Linked DNA regions of Mus musculus: region 2 is linked to region 1. A link is a contact called in ENCODE Hi-C or POLR2A ChIA-PET data. All regions are on one chromosome and are shown on one strand. Each heading gives the region's core, a stretch centred on a gene start or an enhancer-like site at or near the end of the contact. The rest is flanking DNA. Distances are from core to core; before and after follow the strand shown. Region 1 has its middle 62 kb from the start of Fam43a. Region 2 overlaps Xxylt1 (xyloside xylosyltransferase 1).

The links. A loop is a pair of places that touch in the nucleus more often than their neighbours do. ChIA-PET counts read pairs that join two places held with the same protein, here RNA polymerase II (POLR2A).
Region 2: POLR2A ChIA-PET joins it to region 1 with 21 read pairs in Patski. The contact joins two enhancer-like sites. A Hi-C loop is called at or near these places in 1 of 37 maps with a recorded cell type or tissue (v-Abl transformed pro-B cells). POLR2A ChIA-PET finds 5 or more read pairs at or near these places in 2 of 5 experiments (Patski and embryonic stem cell).

What each region holds. Positions count from the first base shown.
Region 1 is chr16:30,658,129-30,664,525 of GRCm38, reverse strand. No RefSeq gene overlaps it. Among named protein-coding and RNA genes, the nearest start is that of Fam43a, 62 kb to the right of the region's middle. Within about 2 kb of position 3,228, at least 1 of the 3 ENCODE cell types and tissues checked has a DNase peak (open chromatin) inside an H3K27ac peak, as active enhancers do.
Region 2 is chr16:30,962,090-30,968,476 of GRCm38, reverse strand. All of the region lies in intron 3 of Xxylt1 (xyloside xylosyltransferase 1), which reads left to right. Gm15742 (a long non-coding RNA gene) reads left to right here. Exons shown (of 2, transcript XR_384807.2): 2 at 1-1,948. Among named protein-coding and RNA genes, the nearest start is that of Gm15742, 11 kb to the left of the region's middle. Within about 2 kb of position 3,893, at least 1 of the 3 ENCODE cell types and tissues checked has a DNase peak (open chromatin) inside an H3K27ac peak, as active enhancers do.

The DNA.
Region 1 (6,397 bases), core at 1,979-4,478:
TATGAGATGAGAGCACTGAACTAGACCTAACACACATCACTCTCAAGACAAAGCGGGGGGGGGGGGGCATGGAGACAAGCAAGACCAGAAAACAGTTTGCATTTGGTTCTGCATAAAAAGACCAACATTTGGTTGTTGGAGCTCGGTCATAACTGTTCCTTCTGCCGGCTATAAAACTGACCCAGCTGGATCTCAAAGCTGCAGGCTGGGGTAGGAAGTCTGCTGCAGCCAGAAGCTGCCAGAGAGGACAGAAAGACAAAGTTCTTTCCAGGTGTGGTCAAGTGGCTGGAACACCCTAATGTCTCAGCGCCAGGCTCACCATTGGCACCACAGAGATCAAAGCCCGGGACAGAGGACCAGGTCACAGAGTCCATTCCTCCCATACAGGGGCACCTGCCAGGAGCTACTCATCCAGACAAGGTCCCCTGCACAGCTGTTTGCCTTTGATCTGTGCACAGCAGACTCTAGACACCTATTGGGTGATGAGTGCAAATCAAGAACCTCCAATGGTGGATTAGTCCCTGGGAGCTCTGGGGACTAAACCACCAACCAAAAAACACACATGGAGGGACCCATGGCTCCAGCTTGCATTTGTATATCTGGCATCAGTGGGAGGGGAGGCCCTTGGTACTGTGGAGGCTCGATGCCCCAGAGTAGGAGCATGCTAAAGTGGTGAGCTGGGGTGTGTAGGTAGATGGAGGAGCATCCTCATAGAATCAGGGGGAGGGGATAGGAGAATTGCAGAGGGGAAACAGGGAAGGGGGACAATATTTGAAATGTAAATAAATAAAATAATCAATTTTAAAAAGCTGAAGAACCTCCAATGGAATCTTGGCATGGCTAGTTTCCGCATCGCTATCCCAGCTTTGCTATGAGACTTAGCTCAAGTCACTTCGTGGAGAATGCTTCAGTTGCTTCCCTTCCCAGGTGACTGGGAACTTAAGCAGCCCTATTAGTGGCTGTAAAATCAGAGCCAATTGGAAGAAGGTGGGGCTGGGGATAATTGTTTGCCAGATGCCTCTGGGCTGACTTGGAACTCTGGCTCTAGAAGGCTGTGTCTCTCCGTTCTGCATCAAGGCACTGGGATCTGTGGGAAGCGAGGAAATTCTTCACATCTTCATCTCCGTCGAGCTTCCTGTTATGGGACAAAGGGATGGGAGAGGCGCATGCTACCACATATTTGAGCCTGGAAAAGTTTGCTTCCCTTGTAGAAAACTGCCTTGTCTCTCAGAAAGAGACATGATGAGTTCAGAGAAGAAAGCGGGGAGACCTGGTGTGTGAAAATGTGCGTCGGAGGTGTGAAGAATCCAGGGACAAATCATTTGCATTAAGATGCATGCACACAGACTGAGGATGCTTTATCAGAACACAGTCAAAAAGATAAATGCAGACAAATGAAAATGGCCATCTTTATATAAAGAAGCATCGTAGAATTGAGGTATAGGAATAATTACCTTTGGTATTCCAAAAAGAATATCTTTCAGGGACCACTGTAAGAACGTGACTTGAAAGACAGGGGTAATATTGAATCAGTCCTCGGGACTTGGGGTCCAAATTAAAAAAAAAAAGATGGGGCTACTTAGGAGGCCCAGGCAGGACAATAACATGTCCAAGAGCAGCCTGGGCTACAGAGTGAGACCCTCTCCATCCAAAAATTAAAATAAATAAGGAAGGAAGAAGGGGGGAAAGGGAGACATGGGGAGAAGAAAGAAGAAAAGAAATAACAGCCCCGTGACCCAGCAGTATCATTAAGAATGGCAACGGAGCCAGGCAGTGGTGGCGCAGCATACCTTTAATCCCAGCACTTGGGAGGTAGAGGCAGGGGGATGGAAGGAGTTTGGAGCCAGCCTGGTCTACAGAGCAAGTTCAAAGCTAGCCAGGGCTGCAACAGAGAAATCCTGTCTTAAAACAGAAAAACAAAGCAATCTGAAGAACTGCGTGTTTGTTCTCATAGGAGGAAGAGGCAGCTATTTGAACCCACTGGGGCGCACAGATGAAGAGGAACTTTTTGTTCTTAGCCCTGGGTGCACATTCCACACCCCAGGGCAGCTTTGAAGAGACCCTGGATACCTGCTTCAGTTGTCTCCAGATGGGCAGAGGATTTGGGTTTTCAGCAGAGTCTGGTAAGGCTATCTATAAGAGGCCAGGCTTTTAAGGGATGCAGCAAAGATCCTTCGTGTAACACCTGGTGCGCTCAGGAGATGGGAGTGCTGTCAGAGCTGTGTGGAAGCGTGTTTAGGGAGAAGAAAGGTGAGCTACAGTCAGGAGTGGGGCGGGGGTGGCATGTGGTGGACACTGTTTTAGAAGAGTAGAGAAGCCAGAAAGGAATTAGGGCAGAGGGAACCAGTAGAAGCCAAGAGAGCTTAAAGGAAAGCAAAGCATAGCAGGAGCATCGCCGTGTCAAGGGGACAGAGCCAGACTGCTCAGGCTAACCCTCATGTTACTGAAACTGTGACAAAGCCAAGACTGGGAGTCCCCTCTCTGGCCACAGGTCTCAAACACACCACCCTGATGCCTCCATCCCACAGAACACCCCTTCCCTTTTTCCTGAGGGGACCCTCCTCTGCCTGTGGGCCATCCTGTTCCCCGGGCAAGGCGCTCATCACAGAAGGAAGAAGCTACCTACCTCAGAGGGAGATCAGGTGACTTGAGCAACCAAGAACAAGCAGACCATAGAAAGGAATCTCTGCTTTACAAATTAGCTACGGTCACTAATCCCTCCCCAGTTAAGTGTTTCCAGCCACTGCAAATGTTCTAACACCCTCGGAATTCAGGTCCCTTTGGCTTATTCATCCTGTAACTCTGGAAGCTCGTCTGTTAGATTTTTTTTTTCTCAGTGTGTCCAGCCAGGCTTGTTCATGTTGTTCGAGCCATTCCCCAGCTTCCTGCTTCTCTACTAACCGACTTCTCATGCCGCTGAGAAATTGGGGCCCATTAAGTCGGGATCCAAGAAGAATGGCTGGGAACATTCAGTCTCCGCCAGAATGCTCTGAATGCCCATGTGTTCACAATACTAGATGTTCTCAAATGTACCTGATTTTCACAGACAAGCAAAGAGAGCCAAAGAGAGGTTAGTAAATTTCCAAGATTTGAGCACAAAGCTCCTGTCGGGGCTGGGTTTTACACATTTGGCTCTAGTCCGTGGCAGCATGTGGCAGACCATCAAATACTCACTGACGGGTAGGGCTGAGCGGAGATTGCCCCCTAGCCTTCTATCTCCTCCCAGGCACAGCTGTGAGGTCTAGGTCCCTCATGTATGCTCACCATCTCAGTTACACTGTGATCTCAAAGGGCCTGGCTGGGTCTACATGCCGCAGTGTGGTAATCACTGCAGCAGATGCTCAGGCAGCCTTACGGCCCTGTCCCTGGTCACCTTGGTTCCAAATGTCAACCTCCTGGCAGGATGTCTTTGCAGAGAGCCTGCCTTCAGGATCATCTTATGAAGGATTTCTGAAGAACTTCCAAATGTTTGAAGCTGAAACAGGAGGGAAAGCTATCCAGGTTTAATGCTCCCCTCCCCTCCCCCCCCCCCATCCCTGGTACATACGCTGGTGCAGCTTCTTTCTCCTATTGGTTATTGGACTTAACACAACATCTCTAATTTATTGTTTCTTTATTTATTATTGCTAATATGGAGAGACACATAAGGGCTTTGGGGGAGGTTTCTTTGCAATATCCCAACTGAAAACCCAATTGGTCGCCAGTGTTAACTATGAGACCTGTAAATGGTCCATGGAACAGACTGTGATAGCATTATGAACAGTGCTCCTGGAGCTTAAGGAGGCGACTCTGACAGGAACATCACAGGAAGTAGCAGGGAAGATGGGAGAAACGGTGGTCTCTGGCTTGCCTGTGGCTGCATACAACTACCACTGAGACAAGCTGCTGTGAGTGCCTTGTACCGTAGGCTCCCTGATGAAGAGCTTATTTCAGCTTCTCTTGAGGCAGTACAATATGACCCCAGGACACAGCCATTTGGGAGTGGCCAAAAACAACTATTGTTTTTGAAAGTTCTCAAGAGTTGAGGATTTAACCAGCTTAGTAAAGGTGATTTGGCCTCTGCTCTTTCATGCTTAGGCGTTGTCTAGGAAGGCATGAAGACAGGGAACTAGAAATAGCCAGGGTTATCTTTACTTAAGTGACTCACATTGGGTATGAGTAGGCTCTTCAGGTAGCTTATTGCCAGAAGATCTACGTCTGACATGTCCATGAGTTCTCAGCATGGGCTATCCTGGTCTTCTTCACAGAACAGGGACTGGGTTCTAAGGAGAAATATTGCAAGAGAGGAAAATGTGTGTTCTAGCCTTGGGACTCACATTGTGGTGGTTTGAATGAAGATGGCCCCCATGGACCCATAGGGAGGGACACTATTAGGAGGTGTGGCCTTGTTGGAGGAGGTGTGGCCTTGTTGGAGGAGATGTGGCCTTGTTGGAGGAGGTGTGTCACTAAGAGTGGGCTTTGAGATTTCAAAAGCTAAAGCCAGGCCCACGGAAGCTCTCTTCCTGTCTATCTGGATCTAGAACGTCCAGCTACCTCTCCAGCACCATGTCTACCTATGTGCCACCATGCTTCCCACCATGATGATATCGGACCAAACCTCTGCACTGGAAGCCAGTCCCAGTTAAATGTTTTCTTTTATAAGAGTTACCATGATCATGGTGTTTCTTCACAGCCATAGAAAAACCTAAATAAGACACACATAGCAATTCTCCCACACCCCATTCATCAGGGCAGTCACAAAACTCTGTCTGGCTTTAAGACGAGGAGAAATGTATCTATACACACACTCCATGGGATGGGTTATCAGTGTCAACTGCATAGAAAATATGCAAGATGGGCTCACTGTGAAGCAAGCTTTAGAAACTGTCTTATCCTGTGTCAGTTGCTGACACAGTCCTGCCATTCAAAGCCTTCTACCAGACACTCCCGGTGCACAAATCCTACTGCAGGCAGGTCAGAGTCTGCCTTACTCAGCTCAGCCTAAGTAGACAGTGTCTGTTTCTACTGATTTCCTCGTTATCCAGACTATAGCAGTCACAGGATTCCCAATTGTGCTTGAATAACAGGTAAGATACACACACACACACATACACACACAGAGTAAGATAAAAAGTCTCTTAGCAAACATGAATCCTGGGGTCTTCTTTTTTGCTCTAGCCTGGGCTACTTCTCCCTTGCTCTTTATGAAATTTTCATTATGCTGCGAACCCCTGGCTCTGAAAATACAAACCGACCAAAAGGTTGTCTTCAACTGTGGTTATTGCTCACACGCTTAGAGATTCAAGTTCTTTGTCTCTCCCTACAAAATTAATGACTGCAATAAATGAAAGGCAGCTTGTTTCAAAGCATCAAATGACATGGCCGACCTTGGGTGTAGATATGGCTAGAGTTAATGGAATTTTTGCGTTCAGCCTTGCTTCATTTCAGCTCATCAGACCCATGACTAATAAAGGGCTGGTTAGCATTGCTTACTAATTATTCCCCAATTAAACCACAGAGGAAGCTCCTGCCTCCTTATATAGACCCCATCTCTAGGAACTTAGGAGTTGCCTGACAAATGGAAATACATGAATCAGCCACATGAAGATATCCCTCTACATTGTGCCAGGAGATGCCAGGCCTTGGTGAGCGCAGATGATGCAGACTAGGTAGACTCCACAGAGTATCTACACCCATCCCTCGCAGCTCCTGAAGAGGAAGCTGGGATTCAAATAGGTTAAAGGTTTCAGAAGATCACTGGCTCTCTCAGATACAAGGCAAGGGCTCTGAGAAGAGTCTTTTCGTTCCTGCGTTCAGCTTTGGTCTCCTGTACTGCCTGTGGTTTAGCTGGCCAGTCCCTCTCTCAGCTGCTCATCCAACATTAGACACATGTATGTTTGTTAGTGAATGGTGCGGTGTAGGCCCTGGGGAAGCACAGGCCTGCTCTCATTAAGCATTCAGTCCAAAGGGAGAGAGAGCAGTTGACACTCCTTAGCAATCATATACAGAGAGCCCTTGTCATAGACGAGATAGAATTATAGGCTAGAGAGTGGGTGGATAGAATGATCAAGGTAGGTGGTAGAAAGAGATCCCTCGTTTATCTTATTTTGGGGGTGCTATAAATCAAATCCAGGGCCCCATGCATGACAGGCAAATGCTTTATCTCTGCATTGCTCCGCAACCCCAAGAGAGGCCCTTTGGGTAGGATGGTGGAGGCAGGCTTCCCTGAGACCGTGACGCCAGAGTGGCCCTAAGTGATGACAAAGAACCAGATCTTGGAGGAGAAAAGTCCCCCAGAAGGAGATGGAGTGATACAAAGGCGGGAGGAGGAATGGGCTGGGCTGCTCAGAGTGGTAATGTGGCCAGTTAAATCAAAATTCTGGGGCAGGGAAGACACCTGAGGGGCTCTGAAGGGCTG
Region 2 (6,387 bases), core at 2,644-5,143, 300 kb before region 1:
CTGCACAGAGGGCTCCAAAAGGAAGGTTGGAAGGCTTGTGTCCAGAACTGATGGTGGGTTTGAACACCTTCCTTGGACAGTGGCTGGAGCTGGTATCTAACTTTAATACCAGTTTTGATCTGGGTCTCAAGTTCCACACCTCACAGTCATTCACACCCTCCTTGTCTGGTCTGGGTGGGCCCAGGCCACACCCCTTCTTCTCCTGTGCACTCTCCAGGTAGTCGCTGGCACACCTGTGTAGACAGAATTCTGACTCCAGCACACGTGGGAAGAGGCTGGGAGAGCCATCTTTGCCTTCTGGAAGGCACCCCAGACTAGGCAGAGACTCAGAAGAATCATCTGGAAACCCGAAGAGTAGAGGCAGGCAGGACGTCGCTGACGAGGAGCCGAGGAACACACTGCAGTTTAACAGGAGGAGCCTCTCCCTAGAAAGCTGGCATTGGGGAAGTGGCAAAGAGAACATCTAAGCCTGTGGGCCTGGGTGAAGCCCAGGTTAGCGTGGCCAGGAAGGAGGATAGGCGTGTTTGTCTTGGGCCACCTGGAGAAAGGGCCAAGCAGGCCAGCATCACCAGCTGTCCTAGCTCCCAAACCTGGCCCTGAGATTGGGAACATGTGCAGGGGTTGGAGAGCACATGGGGGTGCCACTGATGGTTCCCAGCAGTGGGCGTCACACCATTAAGACCTCAGACCATGATCCTGCAGTCTGAGGAAGTGGTCGGGAAATGGACTAGGGTTGAGGAAGCCATGTAGAGGTCGTATAGATCATGTTAGGGGAGAGGGGACTGAGTTCCTTGGCTGTGACTAAGCCATTAGGTTGGGAAAGAGTGCCTTCAGCGAAGCCCCCTCTACCATAAGACTCCATGTTTCTATACCAAAAGGAAGGAAGGGAAGAGGCTCCAGGGGTCAGAGATGTTCTCTTCCTGGTTGTTCCCCTGCCCCAGCCCTTCTTCTCACACAACTGCCATGAGGGAGGGGGGGGGGTAGGTCAAGCACCATCTCATGAGACCACCTAGAAGAGAAGGAACGAGGAAGGACTAGGCAGAAGTGTATCCGGACAGTGAGCACCTCGTGTGCTACTCCTAAAAACAGCAAACAGCGAGATGATGCTCATGGGAGACCGCCCATACCCCAATACTGAATATGTCAGGGGCTTTGCTGTCAACGATAATCAGATTTCAATCAAAAGTGAGTAACCAACCCTAGCAAAACCCACGGCACACTCAGCACACTGGTGGCACATCCGGTGACAGATGAATGTCGGGGTTCAGTGACCAGCGTCCCCTTGAAATTCACTTCTGCAAGCTACATGGCACCAGGGCTTCAGCACATGACAGGATCCTCCAGCTGATGAGTCCACTGAGCAGTTTTGGAAATTGAGACCCCAGGACAGGCTGTGGTTCTGCCAAGGTCACCTGCTGATGGTTGCAGGGCCCACACGTGCTCAGATAAGAGCAGAAGGGGTGTGAGTCTGGCAACCTCACTGCCCAGTGAACTTGAATTGTGCTTCTGTGATCTCGTCAGACATGTTGGACACTGCCTGCATTGTTTCATGGCGTCCTCCCAACATCCCTGGGTACAGTCCAGAAGCCAGGGGCTTGTGTATAGAAGCCAGGCACGTGGAGAATGACAGTTCTCCAGACAATTTCCAGGGTGATAAGTGGAGGACCAAAATTTGAATGTGGTCCAAGCTGAGCCCAGCTGCCCCTCCAGCCCAGCATTCTTGACCTGGTCATGCACTGGTGATGTAAGGAGGAGCCAGCCCCTCTCCCACATCTGCTCCATGGCCGGGAGCATGTTACTTCTAGGGATCATTTTCCTGGGAGCCCCTCCACCCAAGGCTGTACAAGAATAAGAGGATGCAGCAAGCGTTAGTATAGAATTTGCAAAACACTTCAAATTGTCATATTGCCTGTTTTATGGTCATTAAAAAATAATGGTGTTGGTACTACTCTTATAGTCTTCATCTCTAGAAAAACAGTTTTAAAAGGGCTGATAAGGTGGCACCGCTGATAACGTGCATACATACAAACGTGACCACCTACCTTGTGGGAAGCCGTTGCAGAGTGGCAGTTACAGAGTGGCAGTTACAGAGTGGCAGTTGCAGAGTGGCAGTTGGCTACAGCTGGCCACCACACATACATAGCCAGTAAAGGTTCTTTTGCCAAGGTGAGGTTTTGAGAATTGACAAAAGTTAACCAATCAGATGAGAGACAAGTTAACCAATCAGATGAGAGACAAGTTAACCAATCAGATGAGAGACAAGTTAACCAATCAGATGAGAGAGAACGCCTGTCCTAGGCCTATAAAAGCAGCACCAGTTCTGGGCTCGAGGTCTTTTCGCCTCTACAATCAAGCTCTCCCAATAAACGTGTGCAGAAGGATCCTGTTGCAGCGTCGTTCTTCCTGGCCAGTTGAGCGCGCGCAAGACTACCTGACTTGCATCCTGGAGCCACATGAGCATGGAAGAAGAAAACTGCACAGAGCTGTCCTCTCGCCTCTCTACACCACATACGCACGCCCACACACACAGGATACTAAAATGTTTTAATTTAAAAAGGATCAAAGTGGCTGAAGAGAGTTCCTCATTGGTCAGGAGCACAGGCTGCTCTTCCACAGGACCTGGGTTCAATTCCCAGCCCCCACATGGTGGCTTGCAGCCATTTGTAACTCCAGTTCCCGGGGATCTGACAGGTGCTTCTGGCCTCCATGGCCACTGCACGCACATGGGACACAGACATATGTGCCAGTAAAACATCCGTACTCATAAAAATAAATGAATCTTTAAAAAGAATAACAACACAAACAAACAAATCCAAACTAGCCAAACAGAAACCAGCTTCTGTTTTTTCTGAGTAGACCCTGAGCCAGCCACAGTAGTGGCAGCGGTGGCAGTGGCAGCAGCAACAGCGCTATCCCCTGGGAGCTTGTCAGCGACGCCTCCATCTCAGTGGTGACTGGACAGGCCCACTCTGTAACAGGCTCCTGAAAACAGAGCCTGGATCTAGTCCACAGCGGCCTTGCTCTGAGCAAGACCTGTGAGGTGACAGTGTCTGTGTCAGTGTGCTGCCACTATCCGATACCTTGACCCAACCCACGCACAGATGCGCAGTGAGCGGCACAGGGTCTGCTTAGATGGGAGGGGAAGGAAGGTGCCCTCATTTCTCCTGGTTTAAGAAGTCATGCTTCGCTGAGGCCCTGCTACCTGGACCCTCGCATCTGAGGGAGGCAAGTCCCTGCGCCTCTGGCTTTTGGATCTGAGCTCCCTTCAGTGAAGGGCATTGGTGTGGCTGGTGGAGTTTAACTGGAGACACAAGGTCAAATTCCACACATACCCCTATGTATTCCTGCCACACACACCCACGTTCTGCTCACTGTCCTGGAAAGCACCCCATCGTGCGTCCCTGGCCCTTTTTCTTGTGACCTCCAATGCCACAGGGCTGTTGGGAGCAGTGAGCCAATTCCAAAGGTGACATGGGCTCCGTCTCCCCCTCGATAAACATCCCCCACCCCCTTGGCTTAGATTCAGGGAACAGACAGAATTGGTTCTCTAAGCTAAGGCTAAGTGTTGTGTGTGGGGAGAGCAGGGGCCGGGTGCTCACAAGCCCAGTCTGCATCTTAACGTCACTGGAGTCCCAGAACTCTCCAGAATTGAGTGGATCCCTGACAGCGGTGCCCAGCCCTCAATGAGGCCTCCGTCTCTGGGACCCTGCCTGCCTAGCCTTTGTCCCTGGGCATCTCAGACTGATGTGGATTCCTGGCCTCTGCCTCATCCTCCCTCTTCACCCTGGGGGAGGGAGCCTCACAGCTGTCAGCTTGCGGGTACAAGATGTCCTCTCTTCTGCAGCCTTCCTGAACTCTGCCTCCAGTATCTTCTCACAGGCTGTGCACTCCTGCCCCGGGATCTGATTTCCCCTCCCCCAGTTACTTCACCCACTTGAGGCCAACATGTTGGCAAGTGCCTCTGTGACTCTCCAGACAAACACCAGTAAGATGCATTCCAGGGTTCACCTGACTGGTTCCATTCACACCCTCCCGGCTCCGGCAAGCCATTTTATCTGTCTGTTATTTATCCCAAAGAGGATTGTCCAAGGGACCTTGAAAATTAGCATTGAGGTCAAGCTGTTCTCACTCTAATCCCTCCTTCTCTATAGGTTACTTCACCTGCCATCTTCCTAAACTTCCTCCATATCCTTGACCTTAGATATGCCCCAGGGCTCCCCTCTTCCTGGCAAATCCCTGAGCCTGGTCCTCCTGTCCCTACTTTAGCTTTCCTCATTAGAAGCTGGAGACGACAGCCCTCCCCTCACTCAGTCCTTTAGATATTAGTGTGAATATTAGTAAAGTCTAAACAGTCTAGGACACAGTAAGTGCTCTCTGATCATTACCCATCAGGTCCTTCCCACCCCCGCCCTTTCCCCAGCACCCTCCCATCAGTCTGGTTGCTCTGGCACATGCTTCCTTGCCCTCCTCTAGCCTCTCTGACAAGATGCCGTCAGCTCCCCTCTGCTTCATTCAGTTCATACCCTCTCCAGTCCAGCATGCCCTGCTCCTTGGTATCCCTTACCCACTTCTCCCAAAGGTCACTGTCACCTCCTGTGCACGGTCAAGCTCTTGAGCCCCAAGGCCCACCCTCGGTGGCCCACTTCCTCTTGCCAAACCTTGTGCTCTAAAGGTGCCACAGCCTCCCAGAACAGCACCCACGGCTAGAAACCAAGGGACATTTCAGACTCAAAGAAAATGGACCCGGAACTTTATATTGCTGTGACTGCATGCAAAAATAAACCTCTTTTTAATTAAAAAGATGAGCGCTAGATGCTGATGGCTTAGGTGTGGAGGGCACCACATGGGGAGATAAAACCTAGAGAAAGGCCTGACTGTGCGGAGAGGAGATGGAGTGGAGGAAGGCCTGCTGGCCTGGATCACAGGGTTGGCTGATGCGTGGCCTGCAGACCCAGCCAGGTCTGTGTGGCTCTGAGGCTCCTCTGAGATCCCTGCAACAGAGGAGCCCCAAGGCCTGAGTTAGTATCAGCTGCTCAGGTTTTAGTGCAGAGGAGAGGTGGCTGGGGTTCCCCTAGGCCGCCATCTTCCTGACTCCACTTCTTCCAGCCGCTAAATGTCTGAACTCAACAAGAGTCTGGGGTTCCTTCATCAGCCTGTGTCAGCCATCTGCTGGGCTTCTTTACAGCTTTGTATCTTCTCCTCACATGCCAGCCCTCCCAGCCTGCACTGCTGCTAATGGCTCCCTGTCCCTGGCTTGCCCTTCCCCTTTTCCAGGTCCTCCTTGTGCAGCTCTTCCAGAATCTACCCAACTCCAGCACCTCCGTGCCCTGCAGTTTGTAGGATGGACTGGTGGCCGTCTCCTAACCCTGCCTCGTCTTCCCAGCTCCAGTGCAGCAGGGCTAGGAGAAAGGCTTGTGACTAAGGTTTTGCCCAGGCAGGTTGAAGAGCCTGCTCCCAGGTGGCATGGCATGAAGCCTGCAGTGTGGTGGGGGCTCAACACCTCCTGAGAGGGGTCAGAGCTTCAGGGCCTGGCTGGGGGCCTGGGGAGGCCTCAGACTGATGCTGTGATTCTTCCGGGCTCTGAGAGGACTATGGGTGTGTGGAGGGGGCTAGGCTGTCTCGTCAGAGTTTCTGTAGCCCCCAGAGATTGACTGGTCATAGCCTGTGCAGCTGTGGGAACCAAACAGCAATGTAGGTCACCTTGAATATGCCCAAGTCTGGCACAGGAAGCCATGTCGAAACAGAAACAACCAGATGGCTGGGTGGACAAGGGCTGGTTGCTGTGGTACGCACCCTTAGCAAGCTAGGCAGGCAGGGAAAGACATCTGCAGAGTCAGCCCTCCTGGGGCTGAGCGCCTGCAGTGGCAGACAAAGCCATTTCCCCTGGGCACACTGTTTCGCCCTCTGCTCCCGGAGCCCACCCGAAGTCCCATGAGAGTTCTCTTATCCCTGTGCCCAGTCTAGGCCATTGCCCAGCAGGCCACAGTGGCCCACACAGTTGGCCTCATCCTTGCAGTGGGGTGTTCTGCTCGTTCGTTTTGAGGTCAGTAGATGCTCCTTCAGTGATACCTAGCTGCTGCCCTCAGGTATCCTCTGGTGCCCAGAGTATCTCAGTGAGAATGAGGCTTTGGGCGTCTCCTGCTGGATGACATGCGGCTGCTGCTTCTCTTGTCTTGTGGGTCCCCAAGCCCTGACTAGGGAATAAAGGACAGACACCCCATACAGAAAAGCAGGGATCTGGTGGGGTCCATGCACACTGGGGGAGCCACGGCTCCACACCAGCAACCTGGAACCTCAGTGCGGTCCTTGGGTAGAGGTTGGCTAGTCTTACATGCAGACTATAAGCATCCAGGAGGAGGGAGGAGCTTTAGTTGCTCATCTTTGCAC